Regions from separate parts of the Homo sapiens genome. Here all the other regions are linked to region 2. A link is a contact called in ENCODE Hi-C or POLR2A ChIA-PET data. All regions are on one chromosome and are shown on one strand. Each heading gives the region's core, a stretch centred on a gene start or an enhancer-like site at or near the end of the contact. The rest is flanking DNA. Distances are from core to core; before and after follow the strand shown.

Region 1 (3,083 bases), core at 482-2,981, 3.5 Mb after region 2:
CAAATGGGTGAAAGGGTATAAACACGCCTAAGACTTAAGTGCTCTCTTGGGGCAGCAGATTCCATTCTGAAAAGTAGTGCGCAGCTCACCACCCCTTCTGAGCAGAGCCCGCAGCGGCCGAAGCAACGAGAGTTTCCCTCCCTGCAGCGTACCCTGGCCGTCAGGAGGCCCAGGTCCCGGTCCTGGCACTGTGTGGCCCTGGCCAAGGCCATCTACCTCTCTGAGCCTCCATGGTCCGCTCTGATCAGGGAGGCCACTGGCCCTGCCTGGCCTGCCTCAGTGACCCAGCCCTGGGGGTGCACCTGCTCTTTTTTTTTTGGAGTGTAGTGGCACCATCTCGGCTCACTGCAACCTCTGCCTCCCAGGTTCAAGCGATTCTCCTTTGTCAGCCTCCTGAGTAGCTGGGACTACAGGCGCCCACCACCACGCCTGGCTAATTTTTGTATTTTTGGTAGAGATGGGGTTTCACCATATTGACCAAGCTGGTCTCGAAGTACTGACTTTGTGATCTACCCACCTCGGCCTCCCCAACTGCTGGGATTACAGCCGTGAGCCACTGTGCCCGGCCTGGGGTGCACCTGGGCAGCTGGTTCCTGCTCCTGAGGCCCTTTCAGCAGGCAGAGGGCTTGGCTCAGGCCGGCAGCCATCTGCAGCTTCCTCCCTGTCACCCCCAGGCACAAGCTGGCTGACCAGCGGACCAGGAAATCTCTGGGCCGAGGGGAATTCCGCCTTCTGCACTATGCGGGGGAGGTGACCTACAGCGTGACCGGTGAGGATCCTGGGGCTGTGTCCCCACAGGGGCCTGCGGGGAGGCTCTGTCTCACCTCACGTCGGTTCTCCCCTCCCAGGGTTTCTGGACAAAAACAATGACCTTCTCTTCCGGAACCTTAAGGAGGTGAGGAGGACGTGGGGAGGCCGGGGTGGGGGTGGGGATAGCCCACAGCTCTGCACCTGTGTCCAGGAGCCTGTCCTGCCTGTCCCTGTGCCCCACCCTGACCCCGGCTCTGCCCACACAGACCATGTGTAGCTCAAAGAATCCCATTATGAGCCAGTGCTTTGACCGGAGCGAGCTCAGTGACAAGAAGCGGCCAGAGACGGTGAGGAGGTGGCGGGACCGGGCGCAGGGGTGCATGCGCCTGAGTGTGCATGAGGGCCTGTGTGAGCCTGGGAGCTGGCAGCGTGCGTGTGAACGCGTGTGAGCCCGTGCACATCTGCAGGTGTCTGTAGGGGGCTGCCTTAGGTGCCTCTTTGCCTACTTTTTTTTTTTTTTTTTTTTTTTGAGACAGGGTCTCGCTCTGTTGCCCAGGCTGGAGTGCAGTGGCGCAATCTGGGCTCACTGCAACCTCCACCTCCCTGGTTCAAGCGATTCTCCTGCCTCAGTCTCCTGAGTAGCTGGGATTACAGGCGCCTGCCACCATGCCCGGCTAATTTTTTGTATTTTAAGTAGAGATGGGGTTTCACCATGTTGGCCTGGCTGGTCTCAAACTCCTGACCTCGGGTGATCCACCTGCCTCGGCCTCCCAAAGTGTTAGGATTACCGGTGTGAGCCACCACGCCTGTCCCTGTTTGCCTACTTGTGTGTGTGTGCTGTGTCTATAGTGGAGTCGTGTGTCTTCAGTGTGGGCTGTGTCTGTAGGGGAATCCTTGTGTACGTCTGTCTCTGTGGGTGCCCATATGTTGACAGCTGCCTCTGTGCGGTTGCTGTCATGTGTCTACCCACTCAGCAGACATTTATAGCAGACACTGCCAGGCACTGAGGTACCACAATGAGTGGGTGTGCCTGCAGCAACATGTGCACAGGGTGCTTTGCAAACTTAGAAGAGGGAACAGCAAACGGCCTGACGGGGCGGAAGGGGTGAGGGGTTGGGGAGGCTCCCTGGAGGAGGAAGCATTGGAGATGACTTGGGAATGTCAGATGAACCTATAGTGAGGGCCCAGTCCAGACACAGAGAGTCTAAAAAGGCCATGAGGTGAGCAGGAAAGCGATGGCATCAAGGAGAAGGACCGGGGGAAAGGCAGGCATGGCCAGGGTGCCAGATGCAGGGAGGGCTCCAGCGAGCTGAAGGCGGAGGTACGGCTGTTGGGCTTGGCAAAAAGAGGGTCAGGGGAGCCCCAGAAGAGTGAGGTCAGTGAGTCCATAGGGAGGTGGAAGCCAGACTGCCTGGCAGGGAGGGCATGCAGGCGACATGCTGCCCAGGGTGTGGCTCACTGTGCCCCTGCCCGCTGCTGCCGTCCACCCCACCCTCTCCCGAAGCACCACATCCTCCCGGCCCTAGCGTCTCCCTGCTGAGGATGCCTACACACCCTCCCGCCCAGGCCTCTCCAGCAAGCCACAGACTCGTGTATCTCATCCTCTTCCCCTAGGTGGCCCCAGGGCACCCTAGATCCCACTGGTCTATAACAAACGGGCCCTTGGTCTGCCCCTCCAGGCTTTCTCCTTCTTTGACCCAGTCCCCCAGGCCAGAAACCTGGGTGTCATCCCCTTTTTTGTTTTTGTTTTTGTTTTTGAGACGGAGTCTCGCTCTGTCACCCAGGCTGGAGTGCAGTGGCGCGATCTCGGCTCACTGCAACCTCTGCCTCCTGGGCTCACGCCATTCTCCCACTTCACACTCACGAGTAGCTGGGATTACAGGTACCCGCCATCGTGCCCGGCTAATTTTTTTATTTTTGTAGAGATGGGGTTTCACCATGTTGGCCAGGCTAGTCTTAAACTCCTGACCTCAGGTGATCCGCCCGCCTCGGCCTCCCAAAGTGCTGGGATGACAGGCGTGAGCCACCGCGCCCGGCTCCGGCCCCCTCGTTCTTTTCTCTCCTTGTCTCCCTTGTCCAGCCACTGGATCTTGCCGGAGTACTTAGCAGCTCCCCCTCAGTCCTTCCCTGTAGCCACTTCACCCGCCCCTCCTCCTTATCCTTTAAAGCTCAGCAGAGCGTCATTTCCAGAAGACGTCACCTGGTGCCCCCTAACCCTCAGACTGGATGAATTGTCCCTTTGTGGGGCTCTCAGAACCCACAGGCATACACCTGCTACTCTCGGAACACCGGGATTGTGAGTCTTTGCCAAGGAGCGTGCTCCTCCGCCAGGC
Region 2 (3,115 bases), core at 316-2,815:
CTCTCCCCACCCCTGCTCCCCGCCCCGCCGGCCCGCGCGGCCTCCCAGCCCCCACCCCAGGCCACCTGCCCCGCCACCCGTCCAGTCTCCCCTCTCGCCCCGCCCCCTCATCTCAGGCCGCTCCTCCCGGGATTTTTCCACCCTGGGGTAGGGGTGCGGTGGGCCAGGGGTCAGGAGATGGCGGGCGGGGAGCGCCGCCACGTGCCCGGGTGCGGCCCCGCCCGAGCCCGCCAGTGACTCAGCCGCGCGGCTGTCGAGGAACACGGACTCGAGGGGCGTCGGGGACTGTGGGATTCGGCGTGGACGCCAGGGATGCGCGCCGCGCTCGGGAGGAGAGAGAAAACCAACCCCCTTTCCGCCCGGGCCGCGCTCGGTGACCCCTTGCCCCTAGCCCAGGCTCCGGAAGCCGCCCAGCCCTCGGCGGCGGGTCGGAGGAGGCGGTTTCACCGCGGCCGCCGCACGGCCGTCCCGCCCGTCCCGCCCTCCCCAGGTGGCTGTGAGCGCACATCTGACTGCGAAGAAACCCAAAGGGCCCGAAGTGGGACTTTCCCCTTCTTGAAAAAGTTGCCACTCTTGCAACTTGAGTATTCTTCCGCCTCGAAAAATAGCCCCGCCTGTTAAGCCCCGCGGGTGTCCGCGCTCTGTGACCTCTGCAGACACAGGCCAAGGGGCACGGCCGGTGATCCAGACATTGCCTGCCTGGGGCGGGCGGGGCTGGGATGTGGGGTGAGGCCCTGGGCTAGAGCCGATCCAGAGAAGGGACAATCCTCTAGACTGAGAATGGGCCCTGGTGAACCCAACCTGCACGACCCGAGAAGACGCTGGGGACAGAAGTGGCCCCGGTGGGTGCCTTCAGCTATGAGAGCGACTAGAGGATTTGGCCAAACTCTTCTTTGCTTTCTTATTACTTGAATAAGTAAAATCAAGGGTGGTGAGGCGGCAGCGCGCACGGCTTCGCCCCCGCCCCTTCCGCCAGGCGGGAGACACGTCCCCAGCCCGCCTTCCTTTCCCGCAGGGTCCACACGGGTCGGGCCGGGCGCGCTCCCGTGCAGCCGGCTCCGGCCCCGACCGCCCCATGCACTCCCGGCCCCGGCGCAGGCGCAGGCGCGGGCACACGCGCCGCCGCCCGCCGGTCCTTCCCTTCGGCGGAGGTGGGGGAAGGAGGAGTCATCCCGTTTAACCCTGGGCTCCCCGAACTCTCCTTAATTTGCTAAATTTGCAGCTTGCTAATTCCTCCTGCTTTCTCCTTCCTTCCTTCTTCTGGCTCACTCCCTGCCCCGATACCAAAGTCTGGTTTATATTCAGTGCAAATTGGAGCAAACCCTACCCTTCACCTCTCTCCCGCCACCCCCCATCCTTCTGCATTGCTTTCCATCGAACTCTGCAAATTTTGCAATAGGGGGAGGGATTTTTAAAATTGCATTTGCAAAGTTCGGTGTCTGGGCTGGCGAGTGGGGGAGGGAGGGAATGGGGAGTAGGCCCCGCCCCTACCGTCCTTTGCAAATAAAAATCTAGCGGGGCGGGGGGGGGGAGGAGCAGGAAGTGGCGGTGCGAGGGCTGCTGCACAGCGAGCGGAGCCGCGGTCCGGACGGCAGCGCGTGCCCCGAGCTCTCCGCCTCCCCCCGCCCGCCAGCCGAGGCAGCTCGAGCCCAGTCCGCGGCCCCAGCAGCAGCGCCGAGAGCAGCCCCAGTAGCAGCGCCATGGCCGGGTGGAACGCCTACATCGACAACCTCATGGCGGACGGGACCTGTCAGGACGCGGCCATCGTGGGCTACAAGGACTCGCCCTCCGTCTGGGCCGCCGTCCCCGGGAAAACGTTCGTCAACATCACGGTACTGCGAGGCCTGCGCGGTCCGGGGCACTGCTCCGGTTTGGACCCTGAGGGAGGGACTTGGGTGGGGGCGGGCGCGGTCTAGGGCGCGCAGCGAGAGGCCCTGACTGGGTGCTTGCCCTGGAAGCGGCGCGAATGGCGGCTGCACGTGAGTGGGTCCCTCAGTTGCCCGTAGGTCCTATGCCCCAGGCGGCGGCGCCCATCCCGCCCGCTACCCCGCTTTCCGCGACGGGGCGTTACATCCGGGGCACAGGGCGGGGAGGGGCGCGGCGCCCGGTGCGGCGGCCCACTTCCGCCTCTCCCAGGGCGGGGCGGGGACGCGCCTCAGTTTTTACTGGGGATTGGGATTGAGAGGGGACCCGGGGATCCTTGGACCCCCAGCTCCCCGTCCGGCTGCCAGCCCGCGTCCCTCTACCATTGTTTCTCCTGGTGCGGAAGGGAGCCCCAGGCGCGTGGTCTTGGTCCCTTGCCCACCCTCTGTGGGCTTCTGGCCCCTCCTAACTCCGTTAGAGAGGGCGAGGCCACCACACGCCCCCCCAGCTCAGCACGTTGGATTCAACATTCCTGCGAGGCCAATCCCGGAAGTCCCCTCGCCCTCCCTTCCCGCCATCCGGCGGGGCCTGGAGCAGGGGAACTTTGTGAGAAGTTCTGAGACAGCATAAGCGAAAGTATATTGGTTTACTACCGCTGCTCCCACCACCATCTCCCTGTCCACACTGCCCGGAAGTGGGGAGGGGGAGCGGAAGTTCAAAAGGGGGGGGAAGGGGGTTTCCGGGCGGGAGGGGACCGGATGTGGGGGCTTGGGGTGAAAGGGGGAGGGGGGAAAGGTTCCCGGGGTACCTAGACCCGAGAGCTGGCCTGCCGGGTCTGGCCCCTGTCCACCTTCAAAAGTTTTCCAACTTTCCCGGAAAGCCCCCAGGGGTCTGCTTCCTCATCTCAGAGCAGAGATACCTGGAGCTAAACTCTAGGTTACTTGGAGACCCAGGCGTCCGGGCCCTAACAGCTCCTGCAGAACCTTTGACCAAATAAGGGCAAAGTTGCTTCTCTTGCCTCGCCCGCCCCCCTCCCTTCCCCTCTCCGCTTCTGCTTTTCCTGAAGGAGAGTTCTGAGCATCCAAAGGCTCCTCACTTACCTCACTGACTCCCTTTATTTCCTGGGTTTACTTTCCCCATTAACACTGACATCTAAATCTCTAGAGGAGTATGTCATCCCTTCCTCCCTGGTTCCATATTCTAAGTTTCAGAATCATGATCTTTTTCTGCACTAACGTCCCACAGTCCTCAG
Region 3 (2,894 bases), core at 369-2,868, 3.2 Mb before region 2:
GAGAATCCAAGCTCCTGAATCTTTTTTTTTTTTTTTAATAGAGACGGGGTTTCTCCATGTTGGTCAGGCTGGTCTCGAACTCGCTACCTCAGGTGATCCGCCTGCCTGGGCCTCCCAAAGTGCTGGGATTACAGGCCACCGCGCCCGGCCTCCAGGCTCCTGAATCTTTTGTTTTCCTGTTTCGATTTTTCTGGGTTAATTTATAACACGATCTTGTCTCAGCTTTTCCACAGAGCCCTCCCCTTCACCCTTCCCTCATTGTTCAGGAAAGCTTAGGCCACGTGACAGTGAGGGGAGTGCCCCCACAATGATTATGTCAGCAGCTGCTTGGAGGCCTGTTCATCTACTACCCACGTTTCCAGGGAGCCCTGCGAGGAACTACTCATCACGGTCCTGGATGGAGGGGGCTGTGTAACTGCAGCTCTCCTGAGCCCAGACTAACATTTTATTGCCTGCAAATCGTGCCCCTGTTCTCTTTCTAGGACTACTCATCTCTTTTAGAGAATCAGAATTCCCAGCCCCCTTTCTCCTGTTGACACTCTTTTCCCACCTCCCCAACCTATCCTTGTTTAAAAAAAAAAAAATCATGTTTATCGATCACTTGCCATGTGTCAGGTCCTGTCCTGGGCTCTGGAGACTACAGTGAATGAGACAGATGACGTTCCGTCTGGGCCCCTGGAGTTTGGCTTTCTCTTTTCCAAGCAGTGGAAATATGAAGCCCTTGCCACCCCACATTTCTCTGTCTAGGGCCCCAGCTGGCCTCTTCTCTGGGCCATCCCCTTGGTCCCTCTGTAGTCCTGGCTTCCTGGCCCCCACTTTTGGGGCAGCTTTAACTGTGGGTGGCTGCGTCCTCTGGAGGAAAGTACTAGACACCACGTAGGCTGCCCGGAGACCTTGTCTCTGAGTGGCCATAGAAGCACCTGCCATTGTTTCCCTTCACAGCCACTATTGGCTCTGGTTGCCCCTTCCATTGTCCGCATCCTTCCTCCACCCACTCACCCACCGGTCACACGTGGACCCTTAACTGTCCTCTCCCAGGATTTGAAGTGTCAGAGGAAGTGCTTCGGTTAAAGGGCTTCATTATGTAGAACGAAGGTTGGGAGGGAACAAGGTTGGGAAAGGAACCCAGGAGAGGCCCAGGCAGGTTTCTGTCTCTCCCCTCCTCTCAAGGACCACCCATCTCATCCAGCGTGGCCTAACTTGCAGCGCCATTCCTTTTCCTCACCCTTGGAAAGGCGAAGATGCCAAGATGTTGTGTTCTGCAAGGCTAGTGCGTTCAGGAAGTAGACAAGTCTTGAGCACCTACCCCGGGCCGGGCTTTTTCCCTAAAGAGGCGCAGCGTATCTCCCTCTCTCCTCCCTTCCATTATTCAATGTGCAAGCGTCCTGCGCCCATTGGCTGGGCGGTGTCTGGGGCTCTTCAGCCCAGCACCAGCACCCAGGTCCACGTGCGCCCGTGTGTGTGACACAGCCCTGACCTTAGTGGAGACCACTAGCCAATCAGGCGCCGGGAAGAGATCCCCAGCCAATCGGGGGCGGGGCCTGCGGCTCCGTCGGCAAGAGGCCAATGAGGGGGCAGTGCCCGGCATTATGCAACCCGCCTCCCCGCCCGCCCGGTGGAGCTTCCACTCGGCTGCGGGCTGGAGCGGCGGCGGGCAGGCGTGCGGAGGACACTCCTGCGACCAGGTAGGCATCTCTGCGGCCATCCTGGGGCCGATCTCCGTCCCTGAGCCGGACCGCTGCCACTTCCAATCTGATGGGCTACTTTCGGCCCAGGCAGAGGGCACACTGTCGTCCTTACCGCTACCCACCCTCTCCCTGCCCCCAAGGACCGAAGTCCTCCTCGAAATCTTGCACCGGGAGTCTGCACTCCTGACCCACTCATCTTACCTCCAGCTTGTCCCCACCTCCCCGTCCCAGCTTTCCCGGCCCCACAGCCGACTCTCAGCGGGCATGCCCCGGTCTTCTTGCTCGTTACTCGAGGGGCCCCAGGTTTGCCCCGGTACCAGGACCCTATTAGGCTTTCAGCGCTCCCCGTGTCTCTGTTCTCCAGTCCCTGGCCCTGCGCCGCCTGTGATGTCAGCCCACTTCGGACTAGAACATCCCGTTCCCAGCGCTGGTTCCTGCTGTTGGCCACAACCTTCCCTTTTCCCCTGGCGCTCAGAAAATGCTCAGTAGTAGGGGTGTGGTTGGACGGGGAGTAGGGGAAGAAAGATCTGTTGGCTGTTGTGTGTCTTCTGCCCAAGGCTTGGGGTTGGTGGGGGGGTCTGGCCAGAAAAGTAGGGGACTGAAGAGAGAGGATCCTCGGGTCCTTGACGATGGCAGGTTGCCGGCTTCGGTCCTTGTGGTGGGGAAGCAGCGCAGGGGCTAAAGAAGGAAAGGTTGTGTTGTCTTGACCAGAATGACTGGGATCCAGGCGAGAGTCAGGTTGAGGGGCTTTTGCGCCGAGGGCAGTGGCCGTTGTGCTTCGTCCTGGGGAAGCCAGGACCAACCCTGGGATCCTAATAGGCCGTCCCACTTCTTACGGCCACCGAGCCATCCTGGGACTGGGGATATGTAAGGGATGCGTGACCCCCCCGGCCGCGCCCACCAGTGTGAGAGTGGGCCGTTCCCCCACTTCCGCCGGGAAATGGGGGAGGGGTCGCTCCTCCCGCCCTCCTGTGGTCCCTCCAGCAACCGCTGAGCTCAGCAGCTGACGTCGGTTTCCCTGGCGACCGTGGCGGCGGCGGAAGCGCGTGGTGGGGCCGCGCACGTCGGCGCGCATGTGCAGCGGGGGTGGCACCGCCCCCGGATAAAATTAGCCTGGAGGCCTAAATATAGGAGGCGACCAGCTCACCTCCTGCTCCGAGGCCTTGGAGGCCCAGGCAGAGTGGACACCTAATGGGAACTTGGGAA
Region 4 (3,196 bases), core at 363-2,862, 3.4 Mb before region 2:
GACCATCCTCTGGGCAGTCCTGACTATGAGGTTCCCACAAATTGGGGCCATATACAGTTCCCAGAAGAGGCCGGGGAGCCAGCCTGCACGGGTTCTGCTGTGACTTATGGGTCCTGTATAACCTTGCACCAAGTTCCTCTCATTTCTCTGTGGCTGAGTTGCCCAATCTGTAAAATGGGGACAATAATACCAGCAACAACAGAGCCATTTTGTGGATTAAAAGAATTCATGATGTAAAGTGTAGAGAAGAGCGTCCCCACACTCAGAAGGCTCACTACGTCTTCGGTATTCTTGTGAAACGCCTGTCCTCTGTCACTGTGACACCCGTGTCATTCATTCAGCAGAAGCCGTTCAGCGCCGGTGCCTGCTGCACTGCCGCTGCCTCAGAAACCATTTGCAGGGGCCGGGCGCGGTGGCTCACGCCTGTAATCCCAGCACTTTGGGAGGCTGAGGCGGGCGGATTGCCTGAGGTCGGGAGTTCGAGACCAGCCTGGCCAACATGGTGAACCCTCGTCTCTACTAAAACTACAAAAATTAGCCGGGCGTGGTGGCGGGCGCCTGTAATCCCAGCTACTCAGGAGGCTGAGGCAGGAGAACCCGGGAGGCGGAGGTTGCAGTGAGTGGAGATCGTGCCAGTGCGCTCCAGCCTGAGCAACAAGAGCGAAACTGTCTCAAAAAGAAGAAAAAGACACACACACACACACACACACACACACACACACACACACACACACACACACACACACACACACACGAAGAAGAAGAAAAGAAACCATTTGCAGGGAGCGCACGGCTTCCGTCTGGTCCTGAACTGGACGCAAACAGGCCGAGCATTTAGAAACCCGCGCAGCTCCCCGCACCGAGAGGCTTCCTCTCGCCTGGCTCCTTCGAAGCGTGGTCTGGACCAGCACCTCCCACAGCACTGGGGGCGCCTTGGAAACGCGGCCTTGGACCTATTTCCGCGGGGGCAGGCGGCGATCGGTGGCCCTGGTCCTCGCAAGGCCCCTCACCACCCAGAACTGAATCTCTGGCGGGCCCTGCTGTGCGGTCAGCAGACGCCCAGGTGCAGGGGCGGTGGCCGGCGTCGCGGTGGAGCTCGTTAAAGTACCGGCACGCTGGCCGCGCCCACGCCACGGGCGGGAGGGGACGGTGAGTGCAGGGACCCAGGCGACCGGCCGGCCGGCGTCCCCGCGCCTCCTGGCGGCCAGAAGCAGGGCCTGCGCTTCCCCGGCTAAGGGGTGCCGGCCCCCGCCCCGGCACCTGGGAGTGAAGGTACCAGCGGGTCTCCTGGGCGGTCTCCTGGGGCCGCTCGTTCCTTCATCACCCCCAGGGGCAGTTGGACCCTGAGCAGCCTTAGCCAATAGCCCCGGGACTACCCTTCCCAGAGGATTCAGCGGCAGCACCCGGGTCTCGGAAGGGAGACACTAGGACCTGGAGGAGGGGAGTTTTGCAATCCCTCGCAGTTCCCCTCCTAGCCACTAGGTGACACTAGCCATAAATTTATTTCCCAGTTTACTCCCCTCGCTCAAACTCCGCGCCCCTCTCGCTCCGAGAGACATAGGTCTCGCGAGATCTTTGGTAAACTTACAGAACCGGAAGCAGCGTGTAGTTCTCTTCCCTTTTGCGGCCATCACCGAAGCGGGAGCGGGTAAGGATTCGGCGGGCAAGCGGGTGTAATCAGCAGCCATCCGTTCTTGGGCATGGTGGCTTCCGACCGCGGGGACCCCGAGAGTCTCTTGTCGGCCGAGTAGCAGCCAGGAAGGAGAGACTGGGATGGTTTTTTATCTGTTGCTTTCTTAAATCAAGGGCCGCCGGGCCGGAGATGGATGGAGGGACCGGGGATTTGGGAACTCGAAAACGAGCTGAGGGAAGGGAGCCTGTGGAAATAGACTGGAGTCTGGGTAGTGTCGTTTCCTAGAGAATGGTCTCGAAGTAACTTCTCGGTAAAGTCTTCACGGAATTTCCAGACCACACTTGCCCACTGGGAGGCTTTTAGGACCCGAGACGTGTGCAGGCTTTTCCAGGTTCGGGTTGGTGGGCCTTATTCATTTTGGCGGGGCTATACGTATTCACTCTTAAGCCTGTAGAAGATGAACGTTGATTGTACCTTCTAAAACGTGAGGTTATAGTTAAGAGAATTGCGTTGTCGGTCTGCTCAGCAGAGATGTAAGTCCAGTCTTGATTTCCTCAGGCACTACTTGAGGAGTTGGGAGAGTGTAACTAAAAGGTCTTATAACTAGGACAAGTGTTTTTGATGCAAAAGTCTTTAGTCCGTAAACATATACAGAAAACACCCGAATAAAACAAAAAATAAAAAGTTTCGAGCTTCGGTTGATAGGCCCTTCCGATCAAACAGTTTTTGTTGAAGTTGCACAACATGACACTGCCTATGATCATTCTAGACTATCAAGATAAAATCATTGCGGTTATTTGTTTGGAAGCTGGATGAGATTTTGGTCATTTAAGAGTCTTTTTAACTTTTTATTTAGCCAAAATGAAGTTTAATCCCTTTGTGACTTCCGACCGAAGCAAGAATCGCAAAAGGCATTTCAATGCACCTTCCCACATTCGAAGGAAGATTATGTCTTCCCCTCTTTCCAAAGAGCTGAGACAGAAGTACAACGTGCGATCCATGCCCATCCGAAAGGATGATGAAGTTCAGGTGTGTATCCCTACTTGTTCTCGTTGTCTTGATGGATATTTTACGCACTTAGCTTAGAAGAGAGATTGCATTCCTGAGAAAGATGCTTCTGAGACTCTTGCTCCCAAAGAGTGGCAAGATGAGTTGAGCCAGGGACCAAAAAACAGTAAGTAAGCTGCTTTTCAGTTTTTAATTGTATTATTTGGTGAAAATCTTTTTTTTTTTTTTTTTTGAGATGAAGTCTCGCTCTTGTCCCCCCCAGGCTGGAGTGCAGTGGTGCCATCTCAGCTCACTGCAACCTTCGCCTCCCGGGTTCAGGCGATTCTCCTGCCTCAGCCTCCCGAGTAGCTGGGATTACAAGCGCCCGCCACCACGGCTCGGCTAATTTTTGTGTTTTTAGTAGAGGCGGGGTTTCACCATGTTGGGCAGGGTGGTCTCGAACTCATGGCGTCAGGTGATCAGCCCGCCTCAGCCTCCCAAAGTGCTGGGATTACAGGCGTGAGCCACCGCGCCCGGCTGAGATGGGGTCTCACTCTTACCCAGACTGGAGTGCAG

What was found. A loop is a pair of places that touch in the nucleus more often than their neighbours do. ChIA-PET counts read pairs that join two places held with the same protein, here RNA polymerase II (POLR2A). Pooled maps may share reads with other maps.
Region 1: a loop to region 2 is called in a pooled map, with 2.7 times the contacts of the local background. The contact joins the enhancer-like site here to the promoter of PFN1 in region 2. A Hi-C loop is called at or near these places in 1 of 37 single-sample maps with no recorded cell type and 2 of 50 pooled maps. POLR2A ChIA-PET finds 5 or more read pairs at or near these places in 1 of 52 experiments (activated T-cell).
Region 3: a pooled map shows a loop between it and region 2 (7-fold over the local background). The contact joins the promoter of PER1 here to the promoter of PFN1 in region 2. A Hi-C loop is called at or near these places in 2 of 37 single-sample maps with no recorded cell type and 9 of 50 pooled maps.
Region 4: a pooled map shows a loop between it and region 2 (12-fold over the local background). The contact joins the promoter of RPL26 here to the promoter of PFN1 in region 2. A Hi-C loop is called at or near these places in 5 of 50 pooled maps. POLR2A ChIA-PET finds 5 or more read pairs at or near these places in 2 of 52 experiments (GM12878 and activated B cell).

Annotation. Positions count from the first base shown.
Region 1 is chr17:1,472,624-1,475,706 of GRCh38, reverse strand. It overlaps MYO1C (myosin IC), which reads left to right. Exons shown (of 32, transcript NM_001080779.2): 15 at 675-769; 16 at 849-895; 17 at 1,017-1,097. Among named protein-coding and RNA genes, the nearest start is that of CRK, 18 kb to the right of the region's middle. RefSeq lists enhancers at 526-595, 746-875 and a silencer at 1,686-1,775. Within about 2 kb of position 1,731, at least 2 of the 41 ENCODE cell types and tissues checked have a DNase peak (open chromatin) inside an H3K27ac peak, as active enhancers do.
Region 2 is chr17:4,946,980-4,950,094 of GRCh38, reverse strand. It overlaps PFN1 (profilin 1), which reads left to right and starts at 1,565. Exons shown (of 3, transcript NM_005022.4): 1 at 1,565-1,832. The coding sequence starts at 1,701. It also overlaps a transcript of ENO3 not described here. RefSeq lists silencers at 106-515, 976-1,225, 1,356-1,695, 1,966-2,035, 2,066-2,295 and 1 more and an enhancer at 606-775.
Region 3 is chr17:8,151,128-8,154,021 of GRCh38, reverse strand. PER1 (period circadian regulator 1) reads left to right here and starts at 1,618. Exons shown (of 23, transcript NM_002616.3): 1 at 1,618-1,685. RefSeq lists enhancers at 1,377-1,671, 2,885-2,894 and a silencer at 2,625-2,724.
Region 4 is chr17:8,381,609-8,384,804 of GRCh38, reverse strand. RPL26 (ribosomal protein L26) reads left to right here and starts at 1,612. Exons shown (of 4, transcript NM_000987.5): 1 at 1,612-1,648; 2 at 2,490-2,662. The coding sequence starts at 2,495. RefSeq lists a silencer at 1,018-1,287 and enhancers at 719-1,436, 1,688-1,857, 1,437-2,154.